Regions from separate parts of the Homo sapiens genome. Here region 1 is linked to region 2. A link is a loop called in an ENCODE intact Hi-C map of the cell type or tissue named here. Cell type or tissue: Calu3. All regions are shown on one strand. Region 1 overlaps LINC00630 (long intergenic non-protein coding RNA 630). Region 2 overlaps LL0XNC01-250H12.3 (a long non-coding RNA gene).

Region 1 (8,000 bases), 510 kb before region 2:
GGGATTTGCCATATATGCCTACATGTCATGTATACTCTCTTTCCAACTTGCCAAAACAGACAGGCTCATTTACCCAGTTTATATGCTTAGGGAGCATTAATAAAATCTGCAGATATTATTTTCAAGCCCACTTTTTTTCCTGATGTATTCAAACACCTAGAGTTTCCCTGGAGTGAACTAGCCTAAAACAATGACTTAGTGTATTCTTTCATGAAACACCTTCTATTTGTCCAGACTACTTGTACTTAACTCAAACTGTAACTCATGTGGGGTTACCCTGTACATCTGGAACCTAATCTGGGCCAAGCTGATGAAAGAAGACAGTGATTCCCTGCAGTTAGTTTTCATATGTCCAAACTACTATCGAAATCCCTTGATTGGTTTAAGGATGCATCTCATTTAGAACCTGATCTAATTTTGTTTGACGGTTGTTATGACATGAGTACACTTTTCCATTTCATTTATTATTTTTTAATTGCACAAGAAACACACTTCAGAGGTGTTTGAGTTCACATGTGTTACTTGATGTTGTGGACAGAGGCCATAGTGCAGTGGGATAGTCAGTGGAAAGTGGAGAATATTAACAGGGAATGTAGAAAACTCTTTATGGAACTTTGAATGTAAAGAAAAAGAAACCAAGAAAGAGGAGGAGACAAAGAGAGAAAGAAAGAGAGCAATAAAGAGAGACAGAAGAGATATCTCCATCATGTGGCTGCAATGGATGCTGGTAAGTCCAACGAATGACATTTGAAAATCTTAAATTACTTGAAACTTGATCAAGTTTAAAATTATTGGGCAGTAGAAAAATTCAAAAGAAAAAATAATGGGAAGGAGCCATCTCATCTCAATTTAACATTTGAAGTTGCCCATATATTCATATCTTTTCTTACCCTCTCATTTCCACTTTAGAGCTAATGAGATGCCTCCACCGGGACAGCATGAAATCTGAGCTCAATAAACATTTAGTTATTACCTAACAAAAGAATAGACAATTATGTGTAAAAAATTCTGCTAACTATTGGATTTGTGCCTCTCCAGAAGGCAGCAGGTGGCTGAAATCCTGGTGTGATGTGGCTGGATAATACATGGCCTGAGGACTCCTGCATTGATGACTGCAGGATGGGTCCAGAATTTTCCTATACATAAATTAAAATACTAAGCAGTCCAGAAGGAGCCATTAGCAGACATCACACTTTGCTTACTTTGCTATCTATCACTGAGATCACCAGGTGAGTTCAAAGACATGCCTGTATTCCAGGCAAGGGAAACTGGATTTGGGTCAGCTCAGGGGAATGATGTTGAACAGCTCTTATAAGCTTCTGATAACACCCAAGAAGTAGAGAAACTACTGTCTACAAAACTTTGAACTCAAGGCATATCAAAGGAACATTTGCTTTCTTCAACTGTTTTCTTATAAAGGGAAATAATGAGAAATGATTTTTCACAATGCCTGCCTTAACCCTGAGGCCCAGCCAGTCCCTACTGCTGTGTCCCAACATTTAAAGATAATTGAAGTCCAACTCCATGCCGTATATTCTCAAGAGGTTTTCTCATTTACCCCCCAGGACAGCTCTGTAGAGATGGTATGGTCAATCCCATTTCACAGATGACCAAGCTCAGCCTCACAGAACCTAAGTCACCTCCCCAGGAAAGTGGCAGGATTGGAATGAGGTTCCATCCCTCACCCTCCCTAGATGGCTCTGGGCAGCCTCCCTTTTAGAAGATGGGCTTCCAGGCCTTGATAAATGGTCAGATTCCACTCCCTGGCTGTTGTTCCCCACAGGTCCCCACTCCACAACCCCTCTGGGTAATGATGAAGGCAGAGGAGGTGAAATCTCATGCTTTGTACCAAGAGACATGGGTGTAGGGCCACACGAGTTGGCTGATCCTTGAAGTGGTGAATGGGCTCAGGCAGAAGCTCAGGTGTTGGCCTTGAGACAAGTGAGCTGGAGAGAGGGAAAGTAACATGCACTGAACTACTGTAAGCAAATGCCCTTTACATCTCATCTCCTTTAATCTTAACTGCCGTCCAAGGTACCCATGACTATGACCATTATTCACATCAGGGTGCTGCCTTTAGGAAATTTTATGCAAATAAGAGAGACAACTTGTTCTTTCCAGATCAGCAGCTAACTTTGGAATACTTAAGGTATTTTTCTATTTTGACTTGATGGCTCCAGGCCTGTTAATGCTTTAATCTTCCTCAAGGGATAGTACACACGCCTCAAGACGTTTTTAAATATATTTAATCTTCTATAATCCTAAGTATCAGTCAAATTACCCAATATCACCACCATTATTCATATAAGGTTACTGATTTTAGGTGTGACTAAGTAAACCAGTAAAATACCCTTGTTATCTCCCTATCAACAGTTAATTTTGATTATTTTAAAGTTTTTCTCATTTTGTCTTCATGCTTTTGGGGCTGTGAATGATCTCATCTCCTTGGGGTCTGCCATTACATGATCCCAGAGTATTAAACTTTTTTTTTTTGAGATAGAGTTTCACTCTTGTTGCCCAGGCTGGAGTACAGTGGTGCAATCTTGGCTCACTGCAACCTCTGTCTTCTGGTTTCAAGCGATTCTCCTGCCTCAGCCTCCCAACTAGCTTGGATTACGGGCGCCCTCCACCACGCCTGGCTAATTTTTGTATTTTTTAGTAAAGATGGGGTTTCACCATGTTGGCCAGGTTGGTCTTGAACTCCTGACCTCGTGATCCGCTAAACTTTTTTTTTAAATTATGACCCATATAGTTTTTAAGTAACAATATTACTGATGTTGAAAAATTCTAAATGAAAGAAAAAGGTTTATATATCCCAGAAAATATACTTTTAAAAAATAACCTAGATAAATGGATGCACACAAATTGTGACAAGTATGTGAAAAATTCCAGAATACTGTGCCCGATGCCATTAATTAGATCCCACCCTCCCTTCCTCCCTCCCCTCTCCTGCCCCAACTCTACTCCCAGATGTGCAATAATTTCTCTGGCCACCAGGAGGCATCACAGCTATCTTCATCTTTGTCGTTCTTTTTTAATGAACAGAAGTGTATTCTACAGAGTAATGAATGTTATGAAAATATTTATTATAATAACAATTCTGTTTGGAAAATTCACATGCATATTAAAAACAGTCCTATTTGCTGTTCACCCCAAATCTACATCGAATTCATTGATTTATCTCTTCCCTCCTCGGTGTAGATTGAGGTGTCCACACTGTAGAGGGGTGCCTTCCAGAGAGCTGGGTGTTCACCCTCCGTTACCCTACCGTTGTACAGGCTTCTCAAACCTCTCACTCCCTCTCACTCATCCCCTCTCCAGGACATTATGGACGCAGCTGCCCAGGACCCACTTAGGCACGCCCATACTCTCTCAGTCACCTTCTGCCTGCCTTGCACTATTAATGCTAATGATTGCCAACGTGTGCTAGAGCTGTCTGGTGTTTCATTGTTGATGCCATACATATATACAGACTTATTTTACACCTATCATCAGGTTTTTTTCTGACAGAATTAGAATTACTCTGTAATCTAGATTCATAAGCTAAGTTTTAAGGGAGGTATTTTATTTTTTGCTCCTTGCAGACCCTTCTTGATAGAGTTCGATAATGGTGGTACCGTGGTGCCCTCTCGTGACAGAAGGCTGAACTACAGCTAGAACATCGCGAGCAGGAAGGTGGGAGGGAGAGGCTGTGGCCCAAGCCCACCTTACAGAGCTTTCTGGAACTCTGGGTGGCAAAGCGGACATTCTCAGTATTCCCAGGGACATTGATGGGCTCAAGACAGAAATCGTTATCTCTTACTGTGCTGAAAAGAGAGTTCTATATCAGAAGAAAAAGGTCATTTTAATTTTTATTCTTTGACCACTGGAAAATCAGAGACCTAAATGAGGGAAAAATGGATCCAGACTACTTGTTCAAGTCTTTGTACCCCTCTTTAAATCTTTATTAGCATTTTTTCATGGAAATAAATTTCTATAACATTCGAAATTACGTTACAATATACGTTCAATATTTTTATATTAACTGGTGTTTCATCGTAGGATGCTGTAAACTTTATTTCCCCAGTATCCTAGTGGTAAAAAGTAAGCTCCCTTACCATAGTTTCTATAACAGATGATATTTGTAACACTTGCTCATATACACAAATGTCTTGGCAAGAATTTCTTAATAAGATTTTGAAAGCATCCTTTTAAAATCTCAGATACTCTAAAATTTTATATTAATATAATGAAATCAGAATAATATTTATCAGATATACTCCTAATATCCCAGTATGAGAGTTGCTATTTCTTTTATTTTTATATTCAAGTATAATTCATTTCTTTATTCACTTAATACTTTTTAAACTTTTACTTTAGGCTAGGGGCTCAGGGGTATATTTGCTGGTTTGTTATATAGGTAAATTGCTTGTCACAGGGGTTGGGTGTACAGATTATCTCATCATCCAGGTAACAAGCATAGTACATGATAGGTAGTTTTTCAGTCCTCTCCCACCCTCTATTCTCAAGTACACGTGTCCACGTGTACTCATGTTTATCTCCCACTTACAGGTGAGAACATGTTGTATTTGGTTTTCTGTTCCTGTATTAGTTCACTTAAGATAGTGGCCTCCAGCTCCATCTATGCTGCTGCAAAGAACATGCTCTCATTCTTTTTATGGTTGTGTAGTATTCCGTGGTGTGTATGTACTACGTTTTGTTTATCCAGTCTACCATTGATGAGCATTTAGGATGATTCCATGCGTTTGCTATTGTGAATAGTGCTGTGGAATGTGTGCATGTCACTTTATAGTAGAATAATTTATATTCCTTTGAGTATATACCCAATAATGGGATGGCTGGGTTGAATGGAAATTCCATTTTAAGTCCTTTGAGAAATCACCACACTGCTTTCCACGATGTCTGAAGTAATTTACATTCCCACCAGAAGTGTATAAGCATTTCCTTTCCTCCACAACCTCGCTAGCATCTGTAATTTTTGACTTTTTAATATTAGCCCTTCTGACTGGTGTGACATGGTATCTCATTGTAGTTTTGCATTTATCTAATGATTAGTGATGTTGAGCACTTTTTCATATGCTTGTTGGCCACGCATATGTTTTCTTTTGAAAAGTATCTGTTCATGTTCTTTGCCCACTTTTTAATAGGGCTGTTTTTTGCTTATACGTTTGTTGAAGTTCCTTATAGATTCTGGATATTAGATCATTGTTGGATGCATAGTTTGCAAGTATTTTCTCCCATTCTGTAGGCTGTATGTTTACTCTGTTGATAGTTTCTTTTGCTGTGCAGAAGCTATTAATTTAGTTAGGTTCCATTAGTTAATTTTTGGTATTGTTGCAATTGCTTTTGGTTTCTTCATCATAAAATATTTGCCAGGGCCAATGTCTAGCATACTATTTCCCAGGCTTTTTTCAAGACTTTTTTTTTCCTTTTTTTTTTTTTTTTTTTTTTTGAGACGGAGTCACGCTCTGTCGCCCAGGCTGGAGTACAGTGGCATGATCTCGGCTCATTGCAACCTCCGCCTCCCGGGTTCACGCCATTCTCCTGCCTCAGCCTCCTGAGTAGCTAGGACTACAGGCGCCCGCCACCACAGCCGGCTAATTTTTTATATTTTTAGTAGAGATGGGGTTTCACCATGTTAGCCAAGATGGTCTCGATCTCCTGACCTCTTGATCCGCCCGCCTCGGCCTCCCAAAGTGTTGGGATTACAAGCGTGAGCCACCGCACCTGGCTTTCAAGACTTTTTATAGTTTTAGGTTTTACATTTAAGTCTTTAATCCATCTTGAGCTTAGTATATGATGTAAGGAAGGGGTCTAGTTTCAATCTTCTGCATATGGCTAGCCAGTTATACCAGCACCATTTATTGAATAGGGGGTTATTTTCCCATTGCTTATTTCTGATGACTTTGTTAAGGATCAGATGGTGGTAGGTGTGTGGCTTTATTTCTGGGCTCTTTGTTATGTTATATTGGTCTCTGTGTCTGATTTTGTACCAGTACGATGCTGTTTTGGTTACTGTAGCCGCTCAAAGTCAGGTATGCTATGTAGCATAGTTTGAAGCCAGGTAACATGATGTCTCTGGCTTTGTTACTTTTCCTCAGAATTGCCTTGGCTATTTGGGCTCTATTTTGGTTACATATGAATTTTAAAACAGTTTTTTCTAATGCTGTGAAGAATGTCATTGATTGATTGGAATAGCATTGAATCTATAAATTGCTTTGGTAGTATGGCCATTTTAACAATAGCAATTCTTCCTATCCATGAGCATGGAATGTTTTTCCATTTGTTTGGGTCATCTCTAAATTATTTGAGCAGTGTTTTGTAATTCTCTTTGTAGAGATCTTTCACCTCCCTGGTTAACTGTATTCCTAGGTTTTTGTTTCTGTTTTTGTAATTGTAAATGGGATTGCATACTTGACTTGGCTCTCAGAGTTGGACATTGTTGGTGTATAGAAATGCTAATGATTTTGTACACTGATTTTGTTTGCTAAAGTTGAAGTTCGAGGAGCTTTAGGGCAGATTATGGGGTTTTCTAGGTACAGAGTAATATCATCTGCAAACAGATAGTTTGACTTCCCCTCTTCCTGTTTAGATGCCTTTTATTTCTTTCTCTTGCCTGATTGCTCTGGCTAGGACTTACAGAATTATGTTGAATAGGAGTGGCAAGAGTGGGCATCCAGTCCTCAAGGGTAATGCTTCCAGCTTGTGGCTGTTCAATATGATATTGGCTGTGGGGTTGTCATATATGCCTCTTATTTTGAGGTATGTTCCTTCAACGACTAGTTCATTGAGGGTTTTATCATGAAGGGATGTTGAATTTTATTGAAAGCCTTTCTGCATACATAGAGATGATCATGTCTTGTTTTTAGTTCTGTTTATGTTATGTTTTAGTTCTGTTATGAACATATGAAACATATGTTCAACCAACCTTGTATCCTAGAGATAAAGCCTACTTGATCATGATGGATTAGCTTTTTGATGTTCTGCTGGATTCAGTTTGCTAGTATTTTGTTGAGGATTTTTGCATCTATGTTCATCAAAGAAATTGGCCTGAAGTTATTGTTGTTGTTGTTGTCTCTGCTAGGTTTTGGATCAGGATGATGCTGGTCTCATAGAATGAGTTAGGGAAAAGTATCTCCTCCTCAATTTTGGGGAATAGTTTCAGTAGGAATGGTCTCAGTTCTTCTTTATACATCTGGTAGAATTCGGCAGTGAATCAATCTGGTCTTGGGCTTTTTCTTGTTTGTATGCTTTTTATTGCTCATTCAATTTCAGAGCTCATTATTTGCCTGTTCAGGGATTCAATTTCTTCCTGGTTCAATCTTGGGGAGTTGTATGTTTCCAGGAATTTATTCATTTATTCGAGGTTTTCTAGTTTTTATGCATATAGGTGTTCAAAGTAGTCTGTAAGGGTTGTTTTTTTTTTTGTATTTCTGTGGAGTCAGTAGTAATGTCCCTTTTGTCATTTCTGATTGTGTTTATTTTTATCTTATCTCTTTATTAATGTAGCTAGCAGTCTATCAATCTTATTTATTGTTTTGAAGAACCAACCTGGACTAATTGACCTTTTGTATGTTTTTGTGCAAATAAGTTTTAGTCAGTTCAGCTCTGATTTGGTTATTTTGTGTCTTCTGCTAGCTCTGGGGTTGGTTTGCTTTCGTTCCTCTAGTTACTCTAGGTGTAATGTTTGGTTGTTCATTTGAGGTCATTCTAACTTTTTGTTGTGGACATTTAGCACTTCACCATTAAAACTGGTTTAGCTGTGTCCCAAAGATTCCATTATCTGATATGTTTTATCTTTGTTCTCATTAGTTTCAAATAACTTCTTGATTTCTGCCTTAATTTCATTGTTTACCCAAGAGTTATTAAAGAACACTTTGTGTCAGGAGTTCAAGACCAGCCTGGCCAATATGGTGAAACCCTGTCTGTACTAAAAATACAAAAAAATTAGCTGGGCATGGTGGCACGTACCTGTAGTCCCAGCTACTTGGGAGGCAGCG
Region 2 (8,000 bases):
GTGTTTTCATCAGAATTTTGCCAAGTATGGTTCGTGGACTACTTCATCAAAATCATCATGGATTGCCTGTTAAAATAGTAGATATTTGGGTCTACCATAAGTCAGCTGAATGAAAAACAGGGAGATGTGGTGGCAGGTATCTATATTTTGAGAAATTTTTCCAATTGGTTGTGGTACTCATCCATGTTTGAAAAGCACTGCTGTGGATTTGCAACAAGGTCTATGAAAAATTTGAATCCTTTCATGTCTAATTTCATCATTGGTTGCTCCTACTACTTTGCTTTTAATATCTGTGTCATTTCTGTTTTGTGAAATAGGTACCAGTTCCTTTAATTCAGTAATTTTCATTCAGTGATTTATGTGTGGAGCATTGATCTAAGCACCGGGGAAACAGCACAGAGAACAAGACAAACATGGTCCCCGGACATATCATTTCTAGTTTGAGAAAACTGGTAATAAGTAGGTAAACAGATCAATGAGCAGGGTAATTTCATATGGGGATTTGTGTTTTAACACATATAGAGTATTAAATGACCAAGATAAAGATAATTACAGATGGGGTTGTAAGTGAAGCTCCTTTTCAGGAAGTGACATTTGAGCTGAGTCCTGGATAACAAAAAGAAGCTAGGCACAGACTGACTTTTTGCCAGTGTGTATACAATGTGCATGGGCACCGTGTGTTCCAAGAGCAGGGAAAAGCTCAAGTGCCTAGAGCCTGGCAGACAATGCACAGACTGGTGAGATGAGGTTGAAGGGGCAGATAGGAGCAATATTGTTTAAGCCATTGTAAGGAGTTTGGATTGTATTGTGAGTGTGGAGGGTTAGAGAATGGGAACAATATCATCTGACTCATGTTTTCAGAAAGTGACTCTGGTCACTGTGCAAAGAATGGACTAGAGAGGGAGAAGATAGTGTGTGAGAATAACCATTAGAAAATATTGCGGAAGTCTAGGGAGGAGCAAGCTGATGGTATCAATGCTGCAGCCATGTGTAGAGGGAGAAATGGACCTTGACAGTATGTGTTTGGAGGTAGGGAGGGTAAGACCTGTAGTAGCTGTGTGTGTGAAGTATGTGGGGATAAGGCAGAATAAAGTATGACCCCTCAGCTTTTTGTACAGCCATGTGGAAAAACGATAGTGCTATTTTGTGAGATCAGTCATTCCAAGTGCTTTTGAGATGTTCTTAAGTTAATTAAAATTTAGGTCATCCAAGGTTGGTTGTAGTGAAAATTAGAGATTTTAAGAATGCAGGTTGTGTATTTCAAAATAGTTAAGAGAATAATTTAGATGTTTCTAGCATAAAGAAAACAAATAGTTAAGGTGATGGATATCTCAGTTATACTGATATGATCTTTACAAATATATGAGTGTGTTAAATTTTCACATGTACCCCCCAAAATATGTAACCCTATATTATATATCAATTGAAAAAATAAATAAAGGTAATAGTAATGTTCAAAAAAAGAGATATCCTTGCTGATTCCCACTTTATAGATGAGAAACTGAGTGGCAGAGAGAATAAGGACTTTGCCTGAGACTACACAGTTAGGGAGTGGGACAGCTTGGATTTGTGTCCAGGATGTCATGCTTCAGAGCCTGAAAACTGTCACAGATTTCTTAGGTGAAAGAAACAGTCTGCACAAGCGTGCATGTTTTAGGAATGCATTTAAAGTAATACTTAGTATGTTAATAGATGTATACAAACACTGGCCCTAGTAACAAAAAGGTGAATGGTGACCTTGGTAAGATCACATTCATTACAATCCTGGCAATGGAAGTCATAGTGCAGTGGGATAGGGGGTTAGTGGCGAATAAAGAATGTTAACAAGGAATGCAGAAAACTATTTTTAGAGCTTTAACTTTGAAGGGAAAAGAGGAGAGAGAGAGAGAGAGGAAGAAGAAGAGGAAGAGGAAGAAGGAGGAGGGAGAGGGAGGGGTATCTTAAGTGGAAAAGATAGGTTGTCAAAGAAGATGAGGACTGTGATTGCACTTTTGGAGAGGACTATGATGTGTGTTGGGGGTCGAACATGTTCGTGTGCACGTCACCTACAGGGATGCGTCTGGAGAGCGTGCATTATCCTAAGGGACAACAGACCCCTTGGGGCCAGGGGGTAGGAGTAGGGTCAGTGAGAGATGCAGGATGATTTAAATGTATTGAAGTGCTTTTGCATAGTGTTTGAAATTTTGTATTCGGGGGGAAAAAGTATTTTAATAAAAATTGAAAACAAAATACTTATCATCAGATTGACAAAAGTAATGTGCACATATATTCCATATATATATATATATTTTTTTTGCTTTGGAAAAGCATTCATTGTAGCCAATTTTATGGGGAAACAAAGCAGATTTTAAAAAATGAATGGAGTGTGTGTGTGTGTGTGTGTGTGTGTGTGTGTGTGTGTGTGTGTGTTTCTAGCTAGTCTAGCTCCACCACCTCAAGTACAGCTCACAGTTGCAGTATTATCTTCAGTTCAGACCAGGACTGGCTTCTGATCTCAGATTTAGATATCCCACAAAAAGTGCTTCTGTTAATATTCCAGAAAAAATGATGGATACAGAAGGATAGCTGGATGTAAGTGAAAAGTTCCAGAAAACCATGTCTGATCCCATTAATCAAGCTCCCAACTTTCATCCCTCCCTGCCCGCTGCTGAGTCCCCTGGTCTACACTCAGAGTTGCAATCCTGACTCTGGCCACCAAGAGGCATTACAGCTATCTCCACGTTCCTTGCTCTTTCTTAATGAAAAGGGGTAAATTTCGCAGAGTAAGTAATGTTATGAAACTTTTCTTTACTGTGATACCAATAGTTCGGAATACCCATTTGTATATTAAAGCAGGCCAATTTGCTGTTGATTCCAAATCTACAGCGCATTCAGTAATTTATTTTTTCCTTCATTAGCGTAGGTTGAGGTGTCCACGCTGTAGGGGGGGGTCCCTCCTGGAGAGCAGGGTGTTCACCACCCATCACTCCAACCCTGTACAGGCTTCTCAGACTCTCTCCCACTCCCTCCCACTGACCCCCCTCTCCAAGACATTGTGGACACATCTGCCCAGACCCCACTCCAGCGCCTCATCCTTTCAGTCACTTCCTGCTGCCCTGGGCTCCCCCAATCCTGCCTCCCAGCAACAGCCAAGGCACATCAGACCTACCTGGTGTTTCATCCTATGGATGTCCCACAGTATGTTTTTACACTCTTTTTTACACCTGTCAGGGTTGTTTTTTTTTTCCAGACAGAATCATTCTGCAGTTCCTTTCATAGACTGGGTTTTAGGGGAGGATACCGTATTTTTCTGCTCCTTGCTTACACTTTGTAGAGAAGTTTGATAATAGTGGTACAGTGATGCCCCCTCATGACAGAAGCCTGAACTGCAGCAGCTTGAACATCGCTGAGCAGGAAGGTGGGAGGGAGGTGCTGTGGCCCATGCACACCCTACAGAGTTTTCTGGAAGTGTGAGTAGAAAAATGGGCATTCCCACTGTACAGGGATACTGACGGCCACCAGACAGAAAGTGTAGCCTCTTTATGTGCTATGTGAAAGCACAAAATGATCATTTCTGTGTTTATGCTTTCAAACCTCTGGATAAATAGCTATAGACCTATATAAGCAAAAATGCATCTTGGCCACTAAGTGATCTTTGTGACCCACATTTGCCCTCATTGTGATCATCTTTGCATACACATGCGTTTCCATAATAATGTTTTAAATTTCCTTCCAAAAATAATTGTAGTCTCTTTTTTTTATCAACCAGGTGGTTCATCATGTGGGTGCCCCAAAAATTCATTTAATTAGTATCCCAGTCATAAAAATGTAGTTGCTTTAACATTTTTTCCTGTTACAAACAATAGTATACTTAATATCCTCCTCATATATATGCAAATATATTTGTAAGCATTTCTGTCAAAAAAAAAAAAGTTCCTGGAAGTGGTCTTTCAAAACCCTGGGAACTGTAAAATTTTATATTAACATAGTGAAATCCAAATACTATTTCTAACTTATATTCCTTACATAACAGTATGTAAGGACCTTGTGTCTTCACACATTAGAAATAATGTGAATCATTGCTAATCTTACAGGCAACAAATCACCTCTCATCGTTATCTTCATTAAAACTTGTTTTGCTGAATTCTAGAATTCCATCCTATGGATATGACATCAGTTTTCTCAAACCTGTGTTAGTCAGAGTGTTCTGATATTCCCTGTTATCTACACTGTGTGGAAGACATCTTTTCAGAGTCTGTGCATGGCTGAAGGGCACAGTTCCTGTAGCTGTTTACACTGGTGAGCCAAATGGGTCCTCTTAGAGCCTTACTAACTGTCTTGGAGGTTATTACAGTACTAATAACAGAACCTGGTTGCTGTACATGTGTGTGTATTTGTCACTGCTTGTGTGTGTGCACAGCATTTCCCTCTGCTTCCTTCTGCCCCTTCATAATTTGGTGTACCGGTTGGTCTTTCTTCCTAAATTCAGGCCCAGAAATAAAGGAAGGGAATTTTCAGAATGACAGTACTTATAACCAGATGCTTATCAGCATCCTTCACAATGTCCTGAAGATAAACTTCTAAAAGGTAAATTGTTGGTGCAAAGGGTGTGCACCTATGTAGCCCTTTGATAAGTATTGCAATACTGACACCCAGAGAGGTAATGCCATTTAGATTCCTCAGGTGGAGTCACAGGAGAAAATCCCAAGAGGAGTAAAAAATAATAATGCTGATGTCATGTTAGAGTGGAGGCCCTGGATGCTGTTGTGGACCCACTCTCCAGTTTCTTCCACAGTTAGAAGATGTGGAAGTGATCAGGTGCAACTCGAATTTTTCATACAAGCAAAGCCCGAGTCAGCGTGAGGGGTGGTGGTGGTGGGGCAGGGAGAGACTGCCATTGCTTGGAGTTACTTAGGACACAGTCAGCAGGGCTGGGATACAGCTACGGTTTTATATATATTCATGGGTATAGAAAACATGGGCATCAAGGCCTTCATATGAAAAAGTTTGGTCATTACTGAGGTACAACAGAAGGCTTTCTTGCAATATAATTACAGACAATGAAATTCGCAGTTTTAAGGATACAACTTGATGATTTTCAGTAAACAAAAGTTGTGCAACCATCACCGTAGTTGAGTTTTGGAGGTTTCCATCACTATAAAATGTCCCATCATACTTGAACGCAGTTAATCCCTGCTTTCACCCCCAGCTCCAGGAATCACAGGTATGCTTTGTGTTTCTGTGGATTTACCTATTCTGGACATCTCATAGAAGTGGAATCATGCAATATTCATCTTTTGTGTCTGGCTTCTTTCACTTCACATAATGTTTTTAAGGTTTATCTATTTTGTAGCATGTATCAGTACTTTATTCCTTTTTATTGATATACCACATTTTTTTATCCACTCATCAATTGGTGAACACTTGAGTTGTTTCCAGTTTTCGGCCATTATGAATTATGATGCTACATATATTTTTTGTGCAAGTTTTTATGTAGACATAGGTTTCCGTTTCTCTTGAGTATGTACCTGGGAGTAAAGTTGCTGGGTTATATGGCAGTTCTCTGCTTGACAATATGAGGAACTCTCAGAATATTTTATTGACCTTGACAGTCTTGAGGAGTACAGCCTTAATCTGTTGTCTTTTTCTCATGATTAGACCAGCATTATGGAATTTCAGAAAGAATACCACAGAGTTGAAGTGCCCTTCTTATCACATAATATTTGGGTTTACATGATGACATGACCTCACTGGTGATGTTAACCTTCATCACATAGTTAAAGTCGTGTTTGCCAAGTTTTCCAATGTACAGTAACTTTTTCAATTCACGTACTATGTTCCTGAGAAGTGAGTCACTAAGTGTGACCTTCATTCAGGATTAAGCTTCACCTCTTGGAGGGTTAGTAGCTACAAATACTATTTGCAATCATTCCATAAAGACTGTTTGTCTTCTCACATGCTTTTCTTTATTAATTCACCAAACATTTACTTATATCAGTATGGATTTATGCATACTTATTTTAAAGTTGAAATATTTTACTTAATGGATATATCCCCGAAGAATTCCAGCATCATTATTTCAGTGGTACAGTAAAAGAATTTTGACTTAACTATCAGGAAACTGCAAAAGAGCTCCCTATCACCGCAATTATATTTCATCACCACTATATTTTCTAATTGTGATATATTAGTGCTTTTAGATAATATATTTAATCATGGCAAAGTTTGGAACAGCATTATAATTTCACTTTATTTCATTGCCTACTTGGTACCCCTTGAGACAGAAATAAAAAACAGATAAGGCAAGATTATTGAAGTAGCCATAAAAATTACTGCTAACATAAAGTAAACCTATTTATGAACTCCCTGTCGATGAAGCAAAAGTATAAGCTGTGTCAGGTAAAATGTGTGCTTCATTTGAAAGCATGTCGTCTGCAGCTTAGCCTTCTGGTTATCTGACTCTGAAAGCTGTTTTACAACTCTACCTTTTAGGTAACTGATAGCATTGCATGCTATCTTTGTCTATAGACACAAGGAAATGAATTCTGTCTTGGGGGAGGGAAACCTTTTCCCCCTGGGAAAGTACCTGTTTATCTCCATTTGAACATTTATTTCAACACTCTTGATCTATAAATGTGACAAAGAGGTGGCTGTAGACTTGGGAGAGTTCATTTCAGTGGAAGGGTGGGGGAACCAAGTCCCAGTAGATGAGAAATGAAGACTGAGGTGTAGGGAAGTGCAGAGGGAAGTGAGTTGAGTATTGAGAATTCTTCATAGAATATTGATTGTAAATGGGAGAATATATGTAAAGAGGATATCAACTAAAGATGTAGAAATGGGTCCATGGCACTGAACTATGTTTTACAATCATCAGTGATGAGTCTCTATGATTAATCTGTTAGTGGGAAGGAGCCATCTCTTCTTAGATCTGCCATCTGAATTTACCACACCCTCCTTTCCACACTTCACTTTCTTGTTTCTATTCTGGGGAAGCCTAAAACTTAACCAAAGGGATGGTGTAGAGTTTGGCCTTAATGCCTAGTAACTGTTAACTGAGGAATGACTGAATGGGTGGATGCACAATGTGTCAAACATGCTGATAATTCACAAATTTTTATCTCCCAGCGCAGAGCTTTTATGCAGATGACTGAACCCGTGGAGTTAGGTGGCTGAGAGGATGCAGCTTCCCAGGTCTCTACAACTGATGGCAGCAAGATGGGAGCACCCAGCTACAGTGTTCAGAAGTAGATTTAGGCAGACTACCACACCTTACATGCTAGAGGGATCCACACTGACCTGAGTAGGTGAGGTCTCAGACAGGCTTGTTTTCTATCATGGGGACAGGATTACAGCCTACTCAGAAGTAAGTTGTGGTCCAGCTCTTGTGTCATTCAGAAAGACTCCAGAACGTGTAGATCCAGCTCCTCTCTAAACTTGAACTCAACCAATATCCCAGAGAGACATTCTTAATCTTCTAGGCAAATGCACTGTCATTAGGAGCCACCAGAGACCACACAAACACACACAAATACACACACACACACACACACATATACACCCTGGAGCCTTAATGCCAGCAGTAGCCCTAGGAGAACCTACAGGCTCATGTGCTTGTTGCTTATTGTCTGTTAGGCTGCATATGTAACTGGACCCTTTTGCATTTAAAAAAATAGCAATAATGATGATTAACAGAGTGTTTATTAGGGAATTATTTAAAAATTACCTTAGTATCCAGTTAAATATGATGAAAATGAGAGAATTTCCACCTGTCATGTTATCAAAGTATTTTAAAAAACCATCGAGGATTTCAGTGAGGTGTGCATATGGGTAGGTCTACTCTGTCTCATATTGGGGGAGGGGATATCACTTCGTACAACCTCTTTCCAGGTTGATTTGGCAATATCTTTTAAATAGTCTGTGCATCCCCACTCTGTATGTATTTGGAGCCTGTCCCTTCAAGTATTCATCCTCAGTGTGACAACTGCCCCTCTATTAGAGGATGCATATTCCTCATGATGTAG

Evidence for each region. Hi-C counts contacts between places; a loop is a spot of excess contacts. Peaks named below come from ENCODE experiments on the same cell type or tissue, not always from the same donor. Only the 100,000 strongest peaks of a DNase experiment are listed, where the experiment ranks them.
Region 1: a loop joins it to region 2, with 5 times the contacts of the local background. A loop is called at or near these places in 9 of 110 quality-filtered maps.

Annotation. Positions count from the first base shown.
Region 1 is chrX:102,948,128-102,956,127 of GRCh38, forward strand. The region is part of intron 10 of LINC00630 (long intergenic non-protein coding RNA 630); the gene reads left to right. Among named protein-coding and RNA genes, the nearest start is that of RAB40AL, 15 kb to the left of the region's middle. In Calu3, a CTCF peak has its summit at 3,645 (motif pointing left); DNase peaks (open chromatin) are centred at 2,984 and 3,634.
Region 2 is chrX:103,461,590-103,469,589 of GRCh38, forward strand. All of the region lies in intron 4 of LL0XNC01-250H12.3 (a long non-coding RNA gene), which reads left to right. Among named protein-coding and RNA genes, the nearest start is that of RAB40A, 54 kb to the right of the region's middle. RefSeq lists enhancers at 3,045-3,194, 3,395-3,464. In Calu3, a CTCF peak has its summit at 3,354; a DNase peak (open chromatin) is centred at 3,372.